Regions from separate parts of the Homo sapiens genome. Here region 2 is linked to region 1. A link is an interaction called in ENCODE POLR2A ChIA-PET data of the cell type or tissue named here. Cell type or tissue: HCT116. All regions are shown on one strand. Links, peaks and the distances in the headings refer to the core of each region. The heading gives the core; the rest is flanking DNA.

Region 1 (8,271 bases), core at 2,128-7,127:
CACCACACCAGCCCTGCATGTGGAGCAGTTGGAACTCACGTACATTCTGTTGAAAATGTACAATGGTGAAGTTTCTGTGGAAAACAGTATGGTGGTTCTCCAAAAAGCCAAACATAGAGTTACCACGTGGTTCAGCAATTGCACTCTTAGGTGTACACCCAAAGGCATTGAAAACAGACACTCAGGCAGATACTTGTACACCAGTGTATATTGCAGCATTATCCACAGTAGCTGAAAGTTGAATACAATCTCAATGTCCATTAACAGATGAATGGATAAACAAAATGTGGTATATACATTCAATGGAATATCATTCAGCCATACAAATAAGTGAAGTTCTGATACATGCTATTTGCTCTATATTGTATATACATGCTATAAAATATAGAAAAAACTTGAAATCATGATGCTAAAGTGAAATAAGCTAGACACAAAGGGACAAATATTGTATGATTGTGCTTTGCTGAAATATCTACAATAGGAAAAGTCACAGAAACAGAAAGGAGAGTAGAGGTTACCAGGGGCTGGGAGGAGAGGGTAATGAGGAGTTATTGCTTAATGAGTACAGAGTTTCCATTTGGAATGATAAGAAGTTTCAGAAATAGATTGTGGTGATAGTTACATAACAATGTGAATGTACTTAATGCCACTAAACTGTACACCTAAAATGGTTTAAATGGGAAATTTTATGTTGTATATGTATATTTTGTCCCAACATTAAAAATATGGGGGCTGGGCATCGTGGCTCACACCTGTAATCCCAGCACTTTGGGAGGCTGAGGTGGACAGATGACTTGAGGTCAGGCGTTTGAGACCAGCCTGGCCAATATGGCAAAACCCCATCTCTACTATAGATACAAAACTAGCCAGGCGTAGTGGCGGGTGCCTGTAATCTCAGCTACCCGGGAGGCTGAGGCAGGAGAATCGCTTGAACCCAGGAGGCAGAGGTTGCAGTGAGCAGCTGCACTGTACTCCAGCCTGGGTGACAGAGTGAAATAAATAAAATATAAAAAATAAAAATAAATCATAAAATTAAAATTAAAATAGGGCATGAACGTAACAAATGTACCCCTCTGGTTGGGGATGTTGAAAATGGGGGAGGCTGTGCATGTGTGGGGTACAGAGGGAATATGGGAAACCTCTTATGAATGAACAAATTTGTATGAATAGACAAACACCTTTCTCTCGATTTGGCAGTCAAGCGAAAACTGCTCTAAAAAATTTAAAAAGGATATGCATCTTGCACATAGAGAGGTCTACTTGACAATTTGTTTTCCAACAAATATATATTGAGCAAGCATTCAATGCAGTCGTCTGGTTGGCACTGGGAGGTCCATGACACAGTTGTGCCCTCAGGGGGCCTGGGGCTGCAGTGGAGCTTGCCAAGTTCTCAAAGAGAGAGGGGAGCTGGATGAGAAGGACATGTTGAGAGCAAAGAACATGAATTTGCCTCCTCAGTGTTTCCAAACTGCCCAGGGCGTTGATTAAAAGCATTAACGTCATCCAAGTTCCATCCTGACCTACTGAGTCTGAACGTGCTTGGCTGGATCTCCATTCCCAGGTGGGAATCCAAGCCAGAGGACTTGAACTAGGAGGGAGTGAGAAGGGCCGCGCAGCTTCCTCCCTGCCCATGGCCAGTGAGGATTCACCAACTCCATTCTCTCCATTCCTAGAGCCTCATGCCCTGGCTGCCAGAAGTTGCCCTGTCTAAAGCTCTCCTTCAGGAGAAGCTCAGACTTTGTGTCCATCTTGGGAGAAACAGAAAACAGCTCTCCCGCCCTCTCCGTCTCACCATCTTTCAGAAGCGTAAAGGCTTATTAAAAGCTTCTGCAATTTGGGCAAAGTACTGATCCTTTGCGTAGATGGTATTTCTGCTCCTCTGGCCTGAAAACTCAACGCTAACCCAGTACCCCTGGCGAACACATCCACCATGTTGAGAATGGTGGGTGTGGGGGTGTGTGGGAGAGGTTCTGCCCTCTGCTCACTCAGGCCTCAGGAGCCGAGGTCACCATGCACCTGCTACTCTTTGGGCATCCATTTTGTTTTCATGGGCCAAGCTCTGGAACGGGGAAGGCATATGTGGACAGTGGGCAGAGACATTGAGAGACGGTCTGTGTCTCAGCCAGAGATCACCTGGCACCTCGGGTTCAGCCACTAGACCTCTTCTTAAGGCTGGCTGGCACTGACTTAGGCATCCCCAGCATGCCAGGCCTTTGGGCAGAGGGCAAGAGTTCAGGCCTCAGCTGTTCTTCCCAACCTAGAAGAGGGTAGCTGTCTTCTATTTGAGCATATGCTTTGGGATCGTATTTTAAAATCCTAAATCAGGACAGCAGACCTGATAAATAATTTGTGAATTGATCGATGTGTAAAGTCCTTTAAAAGCATCCAAGTCAAATCCGTTACATATTAAATACATTTCTTGAAAAGAGTGCAGCTAAAGTGACTCTGTCCTGGAAATGTGAGGCCAGGGGTTCTTAAACAGGGGCAATTTTGGACCCCATGGGACATCTGGCAATATGTTTGGAGACATATTTGGTTTTCACAACCTGTCACCAGCATCTAGTGGGTAGAGGCCAGTGATGCTGCTAACTATCCTACAATGCACAGGGCAGCCCCCATAATTTGGAATTCTCAGGCCCCAAATGTCAGTAGTGTCGAGTTTGGGAAACCTTGCTCTCCGCTCTCTGGGGCTGTGCCTGTGCACCCCAGGGTGTCCGCCCAGCCTTGGTTTTTTCCTCGTACTTCATGTCTACTTTGGTACTGTCTGTGACACTATTGTCAGAGGGGAGAGGCTTGGAACCCCTCAGCTCTCTGCTGCTTCCTTTTTTGTTGGCAGATGCAGGGAGATGACTACCTTTGAAGAGGTGACCCAGATACCAAGGCAAGCCTGGCAAGGGGCAGGGGGTGTCTTGAGTAAGCATCTCCCACTGGGGAGATGAAAGCAGGGACCGGATGCAGCAAGAGGGTGGGAAGGAGCACTGGATTTAGAGGGAGAGGCGCAGGCTCCAACTCTGTCTGACTCCGCCCCTAACCTGGCCATTTAGCCTCTGTGCCTCAGAGGCATTGTCCGTTGGGCACAGGTTCTAAACAGGGTTATTGTGAGGGTTAGGGAGAGGAAGGATGGGACAGGGTTGTGGAAAGCACTAAGGCTGGGCAGCAGCAACTTGTGGAGTCCCTGCTGTGTATGCTGACTTAGGAGGGCCCCAGCTGGGCTGGCAGGTTGGGAGAGGGTAGGGCTGGGCCAAGGGAAGAGTGTGGAACGCTGGGAGTGCGTGCTCTCTAGTTACAGTGATGTGCAGACAACTGGTGTGCCTGGAGCACAGAAAAGGACTGGCTGGCAAGATAGTGCCGGGCAGCATGTGGAGCCTCCCATTTGGGGGCGCTGCTTTCCTTTGTAGCTCTCAGACAGAGGGAGCAGGAGGCCTACATGAGCCTGGACGTGCACCCAGGCCTCTTGCCTGGAGGTTAGCGCAGGGAATGATGTGCTGGAGCAGGTGGGCTCCGTGTATTTGGCCAAAAGCAGGTTGAGGTTGGGCACCATGGCTCAAGCCTGTAATCCCAACACTTTGGGAGGCTGAGGTGGGAAGATCACTTGAGCCCAGGAGTTTGAGTCCAGCCTGGGCAATATAGCAAGACCCCATTTCTAAAAATTTTTTTTAATTAGCTGGGTGTGGTGGCATGCATCTGTAGTCCCAGCCTGGAATGGCTGAGATAGAAGGATCACTTGAGCCTAGGAGGTCGAGGTTGCAGTGAGCCAAGGCCATGCCACTGCACTCCAGCCTGGGCAACAGAGTGAGATGCCATTAAAAAAAAAAAAAGATAAATTAGATTTGAAAGTCCTAAAAGCATCCGTGTGTGTGTGTGCGTGTGTGTGTGTATAATTTTTAATTTAAAAAAAATTTTTTGTTTTTTTGCTTTTTGTTGTAATTTTTTTTGAGACGACGGAGTCTCGCTGTCACCCAGACTGGAGTGCAGTGGCACAATCTCGGCTCAATGCCACCTCCAGCTCCTGGGTTCAGCCTCCTGAGTAGCTGGGACTACAAGTGTGTAATTTTTTTAGACGAGATATTGGAGTACAGAGGTCACATTTGCTGCCCAGAATTTAGAAACAGACACTCACTGACTAGGAGTGTGACCCTTGGGCTGTTATTCAGCTTTTCTCTACTTCAGTTTTCTCATTTACAGAAGGTGAGTCATAGTGATGGGGCCAAAGGAATGCAGGAGCCCACTGAAAGAGCTCCTGTGATCCTTCTATCTCAGCCATTCCAGGCTGGGACTACAGATGCATGCCACCACACCCAGCTAATTAAAAAAAAAAATTTTAGAAATGCGGTCTTGCTATATTGCCCAGGCTGGACTCAAACTCCTGGGCTCAAGTGATCTTCCCACCTCAGCCTCCCAGTGGCCAAAGCTAGAACAATTTGAGCAACAAAATACATAACGTACTACTGAATTATAACCCAACATATAACACAAAGATCCAGGAGTTATACTGAGACAAATAAATGATTGAGTGAAATAAGTGAATCAATGGGAAAGAATAGACAAATCTGTAAAGAAGAACTCCAAATATTGATGTAGATACTCCATGCTTAAGAAGGTGGAGTGTAACTCCCCACTCCTGAAGCGTGGGCTGTGCCAGTGATTTCCTTCCAGCTACTACAGTATGGAAAGGGACAAAAGGAAACCTTTCGCAGTGGAAAGCTGGCAAACACTACCTCACTCTGGTGACCAAGGCTAGCATCATTAGTGAGAAGTCATAACATGTCTTCAATATGATTGATGAGAATGACACCCCACTTCTCTGGCCTTCCTCCCCCAAACCCATAACTTCAGCCTAATCATAAGAAAAATACCAAACAAACCCCAGTCAAGGAACATTCCACCAAATGCCTGACAGCACTTCCTAAAACTGTTCAGGACATCAAACACAAGGAATGTCTGAGAAACTGGCATAGCCATGATTAGCCTATGGTGACATGATAACAAAATGCAATGTGGTCTCCTGGATGGAATCCTAGAACAGAAAAAGGACATTCAGTAAAAAAAGCTAAGCAAGTCTGAAAGAAGTGTGGATGTTAGTTGTGACAAATTGGTATGGTTTGGCTGTGTCCCCACCCAAATCTCATCTTGAATTCCCACGTGTTGTGGGAGGGATCAGGTGGAGGTAATTGAATCATGGGGGCAGTTTTCTCCATACTGTTCTCGTGATAATGAGCAAATCTCACGAGATCTGATGGTTTTATAAGCTTCTGGCATTTCCCCTGCTTATACTCATTCTCTCTCCTGCTGCCCTGTGAAGAGGTGCCTTCCACCAAGATTGTAAGTCTCCTGAGGCCTTCCCAGCTATGCAGAACTGTGAGTCAATTAAACCTCTCTTCTTTATAAATTACCCAGTCTCAGATATTTCTTCATAGCAGTGTGAGAATGAACTAGTACACAAACATACTATATTAATGTAAGATGTTAACAATAGAAGAAACTGGGTGTGAGGCAGAATATGGGAAGTCTATGTGCTGTTTTTGCAACTTTTCTATAAATCTATTCTAAAAATGAGTTTCTTTTTAAAAGTAAGTAATAGTGTCACATTATGTTGCTGCATTCAATAAGTGATTTATATCAAGCATTTGGTGCACTGGTATATGGTGTTTAATGTTAGCTATTATTTATTACTATTGTTCTTATTTCTACTTTTCTTATTGAGTATATGAGTATACATTTTTCTTATTAAAATAGCAGTGTATACTCATTACAGAAAAATTTACAAATGAGCCAAAGAAGAACATCCACGACCCTACACTCTCAGAGAGAACCACTGGTCACACCTTGCTGTGGATCCCTCCCAAGGTGTCATTAATTTTTATAAAGCTTGGATCACTCCATACATACAGTTCAGTAAATGGCCATAATTTATTTAAGTAACACATAAATTATTTGATATTTAGGTTGTTCTAACTCTTTGCTCTTACAAATAGGCAAGAGCACAAGTAATGGACTAAGCATTAATTAGGAAGATAAAAGAAAACCCTGAAAAATTATAAAAACTGGACACTAATGCTGAAATAAGCACGGAGGATGCTCAGTAGTTAATCAAAATGACCTTATCTGAAAATCCAATGGCCGACTTTTCTTTTCTAGATCTGTTTTATTTCATAATTTAAAAAAATTTTTTAAAGTAAAGAGGGAAAGATTACCTGGCAAAATTTGTTTTTAGAGCTTAAAAACTTCATTTATTTATGATGATGAGAATTTTTTTAAAAAGCTAAATTTGCTCAATGGATTACTATAGGCATTTTATCCCTACCTGTGCATTCTTTTTAAAAAGTATTTATTTATTTGTCTATTTTGAGAGCATCATTTTATCCTTTTTATTGTATATTTTAAGGTGTACCATTTGATTCGATATACATTGTGAAATAATCACTGCCATAAAGACAACTGACATATCTGTCACCTCACATAGTTACCTTTTTCATGTGCATGGTGAGAAAACTTGGGATCTGCCTTCTTAGAAAATTTCAAGCATATAGTACAGTATTGTTACCTATAGTCATCAGGCTTTATATTAGATCTCCAGAACTCATTCATCTTGCATAACTGAAACTTTGCACCCTTTGACCAACATCGTGTAATCTTTCCCTTCCCCCAGCCCCTGGTAACTATCATTCTCTTCTTTGTTTCTAAGAGTTTGACTATTTTAGGTTCCACACACAAGTGAGATCTTACAGATTTGTCTTTCTGTGTCTGGCCTATTTCACTTAGCATAATGTCCTTCAGGTCTATCCATGTTGTTGCAAATGACAAGATTTTATTTTCTTTTTTAAGGTGGGATAACATTTCATTGTATATGTATGCACCACATTTTCTTTATTCATTTTTTTCATTTTTTTATTTTTTATTTTTTTTAAGACTGAGTTTCATTCTATCACCCAGGCTGGAGTGCAGTGGTACAATCTCAGCTCACTGCAACCTCTGCCTCCCGAGTTCAAGTGATTCTCCTGCCTCAGCCTCCTGAGTAGCTAGGATTATAGGCGTCCACCACCATGCCCAGCTAATTTTTTATTTTTAGTAGAGATGGGATTTCACCATGTTGGCTAGGCTGGTCTCGAACTCCTGACTTTAAGTGATCCACTGGCCTCGGCCTCCCAAAGTGCTGGGATTACAGGAGTGAACCACCGCGCATGGCCTTATTCATTCATTGTTGATGGACATTTAGGTTATTTTCATATCGTTGCTATTTTGAATAATGCTGCAATGAAAATAGGAGTGCAAGTAACTTTTCAAGACCTTGATTTCAATTCCTCTGGACAAGCACCTAGAAGTGGGATTGCTGGATTATATGGTACTTCTATTTTAATTTTTTGAGAAACTTTCATACTATTTTCCATAATGGCCATACCAACTTATATCCCCACCAACAGTGTACATAAGCGTTCCCTTTTCTCCACACCCTCACCAACACTTTTTTTTTTTTAATACAAGTTGAGTGTCCCTTATCTGAAGGGATTTTTTTTTTTTTTTTTTTTTTTTTGAGATAGAGTCTCACTCTGTTGCCCAGGCTGGAGTGCAGTGGTACGATCTTGGCTCACTGCAAACTCCACCTCCCAGGTTCAAGCAATTATCTGCCTCAGCCTCCCAAGTAGCTGGGATTACAGGCACCCACCACCATGCCTGGCTAATTTTTGTATTTTTAGTAGAGACGGGGTTTCACCATGTTGGCCAGGCTAGTCTTGAACTCCTGACTTCGTGATCCACCTGCCCTGGCCTCCCAAAGCGCTGGGATTACAGGTGTGAGCCACCATGCCCGGCCGCGCATTTTGGATTTTTTTTAAAAGCTTGGAATATTTGCATATATGTAATGAGGTATCTTGGGAATGGAACCCAAGTCTAAACACACAATTCATTTATGTTTTATATATACCTTATACATATAGCCTGAAGGTAATTTTATACAATGTTTTAAATAATTTTGTGCATGAAACAAAGTTTGTGTACACTGAAACATCAGAAAGCAAAAGTGTCACGATCTCTGCCACCAATGTGGATAATCTGTGGTTGTTTGGCATCATCATCATGCCTGAATCTGAATGTATATGCTACTAATTAAACAATCATTTTTTTACATTTATTCACAGATAAGTACTTAACAGTAAAAAATATGACTTACCATTTTTTTTTTTGAGACAGGGTCTTGCTACTGTGTCGCCCAGGTTGAAAGGCAGTAGTGGGAACATGGCTCCATGCAGCCTTGACCTCGTGGGCTCAAGCAAT
Region 2 (8,271 bases), core at 1,504-6,503, 460 kb after region 1:
AGACGTAAATTCTCTCCAAATTAATCTATAAGTTTAACATAATTCTTATCAAAATCCCAACATAATTTTCATTTGTGAAATTTAACAAAATTATTATAAAGTTCATGGAAAAGATTAAATATGTGAGAATATACAGAAATTCCAAACAAGAACTGTATCAAAGACACAGAAAATGTCAAAACATAAAAAAGAAAATCCAGGCCGGGTGTGATGGCTCACACCTGTAATCCCAGCACTTTGAGAGGCTGAGGTGTGTGGATCACTTGAGGTCAGGAGTTCGAGACCAGCCTGGCCAGTATGATGAAACTCCATCTCTACTACAAATACAAAAATTAGCCAGGAATGTGGTACGCACCTGTAATCCCAGCTATTCAGGAGGCTGAAGCAGAAGAATCGTTTGAACCTGAGAGGCGGAGGTTGCAGTGAGCCAAGATCGCACCACTGCATTCCAGCCTGGGTGACAGAGTGAGATTTTGTCTCAAAAAAAAAAGAAAAACAAATTAAAAACTACACACAAAGGTCAGGAGGATCACTCACACCTGTAATCCCAGCACTTTGGGAGGCCAAGCCAGGAGGACTGCTCGAGCCCAGGAGTTTGAGATCAGCCTGGCAACATGGCAAATCCCATCTCTACAAAAAATAAAAAAAATCAGCCAGGCATGGTGGTGTCCACCTGTGGTCCCAGCTACACTGGAGGCTGAGGCAGGGATCCCTTGAGCCCAAGAGATCAAGGCTACACTGAGCCATGTTCATGCCACTGCACTCCAGCCTGGGTGACAGAGTGAGACCCTGTCTCAAAAAATAAATAGATGAAATGAACTATACACATGTAGGAAGTATAAACACAGGTAAACCTTCTTTTTCAAATACAGGAAAAGATACCACTTTATAATGATATCATGCATGCTAAATCTGACCTTCTGATATTATGTGAAGTAACTAAGTTTCAAAGCCCATTTCAGTGACATTCTCTGTGTGCGTGTGTGTGCGTGCGTGTGTGTGTGTGTGTGTGTGTGTGTGGAGATGGGCATCTTGCTGTTTTCCAGGCTGGTGTCAAACTCTGAGCACAAGTGACCATCCCATCTCAGCCTCCCAAAGTACCAAAGTACTGAGATTACAGGGAATGAGCTACCATACCCAGCCCAATGTTAACGGCAAAACGAAACTCTTCGGCCAGGCGCAGTGGCTCACGCCTGTAATCCCAGCACTTTGGGAGGCCGAGGCAGGCGGATCACGAGGTTAGGAGATGAAGACCATCCTGGCTAACATGGTGAAACCCCATCTTTACTAAAAATACAAAAAAATTAGCCGGGCGTCGTAGCAGGCGCCTGTAGTCCCAGCTACGCCGGAGGCTGAGGCAGGAGAATGGCATGAACTCAGGAAGTGGAGCTTGCAGTGAGCCAAGATCATGCCACTGCACTCTAGGCTGGGCAACAGAGCAAGACTGTCAAAAACAAAAAACAAAAAACAAAAAACAAAAAACAAACCAAAACAAAACAAAAAAAAAGAAACTCTTCTACTTTTTTTTTTTTTTGAGACACAGTCTCACTCTGTCCACCAGGCTGGAGTGCAGTGGCGCAATCTCAGCTCACTGCAACTTCCGCCTCTGGGTTCAAGGGATTCTCCTGCCTCAACCTCCTGAGTAGCTGGGATTACAGGCATGAGCCACCACACCTGGCTAATTTTTGTATTTTTAGTAGAGACGGGGTTTCGCCATGTTGACCAGGCTGGTCTCGAACTCCTGACCTCAGGTGATCCGCCCACCTCGGCCTCCCGAAGTGCTAGGATTACAGGCGTAAGCCACCTCGACTGGCCTTTTCTATTGTTTTTGATTAGGTTGTTACTCTTTACACTAATGGAAGGAAGACCGGTCAAAGACTCAACTCAAATCAAGAGAAAAAAATTCAGTTACAGCTCCATCAGGTGTTAAATTTATATTTAGTGAACAAGACCTATACAATTGTTAAAATACAGGCAATTCTGTTATCTATTAATTTAGCCTCTGATAAGGAGGACTGGGCCATAAATCGTGGTTACATACCCCAACATACATGATTTATGTATCAAGTATACAATGCCCACATTGCAAAGATTATAAAATGATACTAGAGTTTATTAAAATATTGCCCTTATCAAAGAACAGTTTGGAAAGTAACAAAATACAAGCTAATAAAATAAACTACCACTAGAACCACTCCTCTACGTACAACTTACCTAAAGTCTTCGTGTTTGCTAGAAGAGCCTCTTCATAAGACAGTATATAGTAGAGCACCAAAAGCTGTGCTGTGATACTGAAACGCTGATTAAGGCGGATGTTGTCACCCTGGAGGTAATATTACAAATACTCTGAAATACTCTGAATTTCACGAGTGCTTTTTTTTTTCTTGATAGTAAAAGAATCAAAATAGACTATTCAGCATTGCTGCTCCTAACTCAGGTAAAACAGGAGAAATGTTGCTGTGTGTGTATTAAACTCAAAAAAACAACATGAAATCTGAGATGGCATGAGAGATGAAAGGCAACATGCTTAAGTGGTCTTTAAGATAAGACAAAGAAAAGACTTCAGCTACTACTCAATAGCAAACCCATCAGGCTGCTTCTGAAAGACAGGAGTCCCAAGTATTATATGAAATTACCATGAAAAAAGTAACTCCTAAATAAGACATTGTATACTTAAATATATTTGTGAAAAATGCAACTGTTTTTCCCTTCTAACAAACTGGGGAAAAAATACTTTCATCAAATTTTCCCTGAATGAGCCAGGAGCAGTGGCTCATACCTGTAATCCCAGCACTTTGGGAGGCTGAGGCAGGCAGATCACCTGAGGTCACGAGTTGGAGACCAGCTGGCCAACATAGTAAAACCCTGTCTCTACTAAAAATATAAAAATTAGCCAGGCGTGGTGGCAGGTGCCTGTAATCCCTGCTACTCGAGAGGCTGAGGCATGAGAATCACTTGAACCCAGGAGGCAGAGTTTGCAGTAAGCTGAGATCGTGTCACTGCACTCCGGTCGGGGCAACAGAGTGAGACTCTGTCTCAAAAAAAAAAAAAAAAATCCCCCTAAATGAATGTAGGTGTATCTTAGATTCCCAGGATGCTAAACAAACCTATGCTGAATATCTTGATATCCCACACAGTACTTGATCAAATACACAATCTCCAGGGAACCCATTAGACTTTAAAGTGAAGCTTAAAAAAAAAAAAATTACTGGCCAGGCGCAGTGGCTCACACCTGTAATCCCAGCACTTTGGGAGGCCAAGGCAGGAGGATCACTTGAGGTCAGGAGTTTGAGACCAGCCTACTCAGGAGGCTGAAGCAGGAGAATCGCTTGAACCCAGGAAGCGGAGGTTGTAGTGAGCCGAGACTGCCCATTGCACTCCAGCCTGGGTGTCACAGCAAGACTCCAGTCTCAAAAAAAAAAAAAAAAAAAAAAAAAAAAGGCCAGGCACAGTGACTCACACCTGTAATCCCAGCACTTTGGGAGGCTGAGGCAGGTAGATCACCTGAGGTCAGGAGTTCGAGATCAGCCTGGCCAACATGGTGAAACCCTGTCTCTACTAAAAATACAAAACATTAGCCAGGCGTTGTGGCAGGCGCCTGCAATCCTAGCTACTCGAGAGACTGAGGCAGGAGAATCACTTGAACCCGGCAGACAGAGGTTGCAGGGAGGAGGAGGTTGCAGTGAGCTGAGATCGCGCCACTGCACTCCAGCCTAGGCAACAAGAGTAAAACTCCATCTCAAAAAAAAAAGTGCCTGTTTAGCAAACTACTTGGAACTAATACCATTCTTTTAATTTTTAGAGGTGATCTAAGGAAATTTAATCTAATTTTAAATTCAGAACTACCTAGAAGTCCTCTGATAGGAAAATAAAAATATGGGTTAAGTAAGAAGAACTAAAAGAAAAATAAGTTAATAGATATAAAAGAACCACTATTTTACCCCAATGACTCCTTGGAAAATATTGAGTATCTCCTGTTCTGTGACTGGCTGATTTGTGGCTTCTGGATTAGATTTCGACGCAGGAGTAAGTATAGAATTTATGTACACATCAATCAAAGGAAGTAATTGAGGATGAAGTGGAGTAGAGGTTTCACACAGCTGTCTATAAATCCAATCCTAAGAAAGAATGTTATAGACACTGAATTAATTGTGGCAAAAAGAAAAACCAAGCAAAATTATAAAAGTACATACAGTTTTACATGAATTATGAATCAGTAAAACTCACTATTAACTTTTGGCAGTTCCAAATATATTATCTAGTATCATAACTGCCTTTGATTTTAAAATATGAACTACCATTATATCTGTATCATCTTAGGTGCACCCTCCACTAGAAGCTTGCCTTTCGGTTTAATCTATTAGTTTTTAAGTAGTGGGAAAAACATTTTAAGTCCCTACCATATCTGTATTTAGAGCACCATGTGTGTCGTCATGGGAGAGCTCACGTTAGATAGGAATTTGGAGAGAGAGAGATAGGTCCTTCACAGCAAACCCTCAGATAGACTAAGAAAATGTCTCTGAAAAGCACTTACAGGAGACTTATCACTTAACTATCATTGGATGGAGGACATGTAAAATGTTGGGGGTGCATGTGAACTCTTAATTCTTAGCTATTTTACTTGCTAAAAATATAAAGCAGATGATGCAATCTGGCTGGAAAATAATCTCACTAAATCACAAAAAACAAGCAACAATTAAAAAGTGATATATCATGCATATATTATTCACTGTTCTTTGTAAATATCTGAAAAAGTTTCAGTCTACTTTACCTCCTGGGTCTTAATACCTTCTCTTTAGAGGGCCTTTTAACTTGTTAGATATAGCCAACTAAGACAAATCAAAACATGTCAAAATTCTAAGTTAGGTGTGAGGTGTCCTTATGACAAATCAACAAATACTAGTCATGGCAGCTTCCCCAATTTGTAAAACAAAACCAGGCCCACTGCAGTGGCTCATGCCTGTAATCCCAACACTTCGGGAGGCCGAAGTAGGAGAATTGCTTGAGACCAGGAGTTCAAGACCAGACCAGCCTGGGCAAAATAGCGAGACCCTGTCTCTACAAAAAAACACTTTTTAAAGCCAGGTATGAGGCCAGGCACGGTGGTTCATGCCTGTAATCCCAGCACTTTGGGAGGCCGAGGTGGGTGGATCACGTGAGGTCAGGAGTTTGAGACCAGCCTGGCCAACATGGTGAAACCCTGTCTCTACTAAAAATTAAAAAAAAAAAAAAATTAGCCAGGCATGGTGGCAGGAGCCTGTAATACCAGCTACTCAGGAGGCGGAAGCAGGGGAATCACTTGAACCCAGGAGGCGGAGGTTGCAGTGAGCTGAGATAGCACCACTGCACTCCAGCTTGGGCAACAAAGTGAGACTCCATCTCAAAAAAAAAAAAAAAAAAAAAAAGCCAGGAGTGGTGGCTCGCACCTGTAGTTCCAGCTACTTAGGAGGCTGTGGCAGGAGGACTGCTTGAGCCCAGGAGTTTGAGGTTACAGTGAGCTATGACAGCCTGGGCGACAGAGTGAGACCCTGTCTTTAAAATTAAAAAAAAAAATTAGAAAATGGCAGTTTCTAAGTTTTAATAAAATAGCCATGTGCCACTATTGAGAATTTAAATGGAGTATTATGCATTTTGAAAATCTTACATTGTTTTAAAAATCTGAAATTACTGTATAATTATATAATTATAATTACTATCCCTAATTACTATACTTATATAAATGACTAGTAACTTAGCTTAATACCACACATTTCCTACACAAAACCCACAATAAATGCCTACAAACTGAAATACAACTGGGGAGAAAGCATTAATTTAGGTTGTTCTTTGAAATATAAATGTAGGCCAGGCACAGTGGCTCACGCCTGTAATCCCAGCACTTTGGTCGGTTGAGACAGGCATATCACTTGAGGTCAGGAGTTCGACACCAGCCAGCCAACACGGTGAAACCCTGTCTCTACTAAAAATACAAAAATTAGCCGGGCATGGTGGCACACACCTGTAGTCCCAGCTACCTGGGAGGTTGAGGCAGGAGAATCACTTTAACCCAGGAGGCAGAGGTTACAGTGAGCCAAGACTGCACCACTGCACTCCAACCTGGGTGACTGAGCAAGACTCCATCTCAAAAGAAAAAAAATATATATATAAAAATGTAGGGGCATGCTTTTATTTTGTTTTATTTGTAGGGGCATACTTTTATTGACACTTTGTGCTTGGTAAAGGAACGGCTCCTGAGAAGCTGGTAAATACAATGAATAGGCAAAAATCCAGTAATGTTGGCACTCAGGTTGCTGGTGACAGGGACCCGAACTGCATGAGCTGTGACAACCTAAAAGGGAAAAATAGCATTAGTAATATAATAGAACTAAATATAAAATTATTTTGAAAGAGAGATTAGTAAGTAGACTGTCAACACCTAATACAAGTGTGGTCCCTAGAAATGAATGATGAAAATAAATTATTACATGTTTTAATTGTCTTTGAATGCTGAGGAAATGTACATTTAGGGATTTATATAATTCCCTAATTTTTTGTTTATAAACATAGATACATACACAGTGGTGTGATAAGGTAAAAAAATAAAATAAAATTTTGAAGCATACAATCTGGGCTCAATGACTTTGAAGAAGTCATTTATCTTCTGAATCTTTTTCACATCTACAAAACAGGACACTGCCATACCTGCCTCAAAGCATTGTTATGGGGGGAAAATATTCTTTTTGGAAAAACATCATATGAACTATAAAGCACCACATAAATATAAACAGAAATATTTATTCTCAATATGTCATGCATAGGCTCTAATCGTCTTTTAAAGACCCTCTTCAAAGTTGTCTTCCAATTGGTTCAAATTTAAAGACAAAAAATAACTTATGATTCTCCCACATGCTGTGTGACTACTTGTAATTCAGGAGTATATGTGCATATGCGTGTTGAGGGTGGGAGGGATAGTAAAATATAGAAATAAAGATATTAATAGCCACAAAAAAGCAACAACTGGCCGGGTGCAGTGGCTCATGCCTGTAACCCCAGCACTCTGGGAGGCTGAGGTGGGTGGATCACCTGAGGTCAGGAGTTCAAGACCAGCCTGGTCAACGTGGTAAAACCCCATCTCTACTAAAAATACAAAAATTAGGCGTGGTGGTGTGCACCTCTAATCCTAGCTACTTGGGAGGCTGAGGCAGGAGAATTGCTCCAACCCAGGAGGCAGAGGTTGCAGTAAGCTATGACCATACCACTGTATACTAGCCTGGGTGACAAAGTGAGATAAAAAAAAAAAAGAAATGAAAAAAATCCTTATGCTTATCCATGGACAAAAGTGCTAAGGCTAAAGAAGAACATGTTAAGTATAAGAAATTTAGACTCTAGCCTGTAATCTAGTTAGAAATGAATTTTACAGCCTAAAGGTTTAAATAGGACTTCATTTTATCTTTCTCCAGACACATTAAAACAATTACCCCTTGAGATGCCCTACCAGCAACATCTAAGAGTATTCTCCTAAGTATCTACTCAAAGTCTCCAAAAATACATAAATTCAAAAGATGCCTTGGTATGTTATGACTAGTTTTAAAAGTGTATTTTAAATGGATTATTCTTTAAGAAAGTTTCAAAGATGAAATAAATCATCATGAGTTTAAAAAGAAAAAAGACCATATTATTTTCTTAAGGTAAGACACACAAGTTTTCTCCCAAAGAATATTGTAAAAGAAAGTTAAATAAGTACCTAAGAATAAAAAGAAATACCTGCTCAGTAAAAATTTCCTGTGTGAAGATTGTCTTCATCCTGCTCAAGGAGCTTGGCTTAATTACAATCTAAAATTACCAAAAGAATTCCAACAGCATGTAAAAATATATGAAACACAATTTATTCTAGGGAACTTATCTAAAATGGCTATGATACACATAAATGTTCAAATGTTCAAGTACTCTACTCTGTTTTAGAAGTGCTTTCCCAAACCCAACATTAAAGTGTTAATACTCAAAAACAGAACCAATATAAAAAGCACTTAATAAATACTATTATTGGCATTTTCAGTCGGTTGGGGGAAACAGATTATTTACTACATGGAGCTAGGATAGCTGCCCCTCTGTGAGGCCAAGAGAAATATGTGTGTGTGTGTATGTGTGTGTCTGTGTCTGTATATACGCACATATACACACACAAATATATGTATATATGTATATGTACAGATAGACACACATACACTTTTTGCACATATCACACCATACACCAAAAGAAACTCCAAGTAGATTAAAATGTTCAAATGTAAA

Evidence for each region. ChIA-PET counts read pairs that join two places held together with the same protein. Peaks named below come from ENCODE experiments on the same cell type or tissue, not always from the same donor. Only the 100,000 strongest peaks of a DNase experiment are listed, where the experiment ranks them.
Region 2: POLR2A ChIA-PET joins it to region 1 with 5 read pairs; 2 of 35 experiments call an interaction of 5 or more read pairs at or near these places.

The regions. Positions count from the first base shown.
Region 1 is chr17:61,422,846-61,431,116 of GRCh38, forward strand. No RefSeq gene overlaps it. Among named protein-coding and RNA genes, the nearest start is that of LINC02875, 15 kb to the left of the region's middle. RefSeq lists enhancers at 3,223-3,517, 3,311-3,810, 4,307-5,506. In HCT116, for the core only: CTCF peaks have their summits at 3,393 and 4,413; DNase peaks (open chromatin) are centred at 3,386 and 4,196; H3K27ac peaks cover 3,792 bases.
Region 2 is chr17:61,887,572-61,895,842 of GRCh38, forward strand. It overlaps INTS2 (integrator complex subunit 2), which reads right to left. Exons shown (of 25, transcript NM_001351695.2): 12 at 7,744-7,812; 13 at 6,194-6,328; 14 at 3,942-4,118; 15 at 2,215-2,323. Among named protein-coding and RNA genes, the nearest start is that of BRIP1, 28 kb to the left of the region's middle. In HCT116, for the core only: no CTCF peak of the experiment used is centred there; no DNase peak of the experiment used is centred there.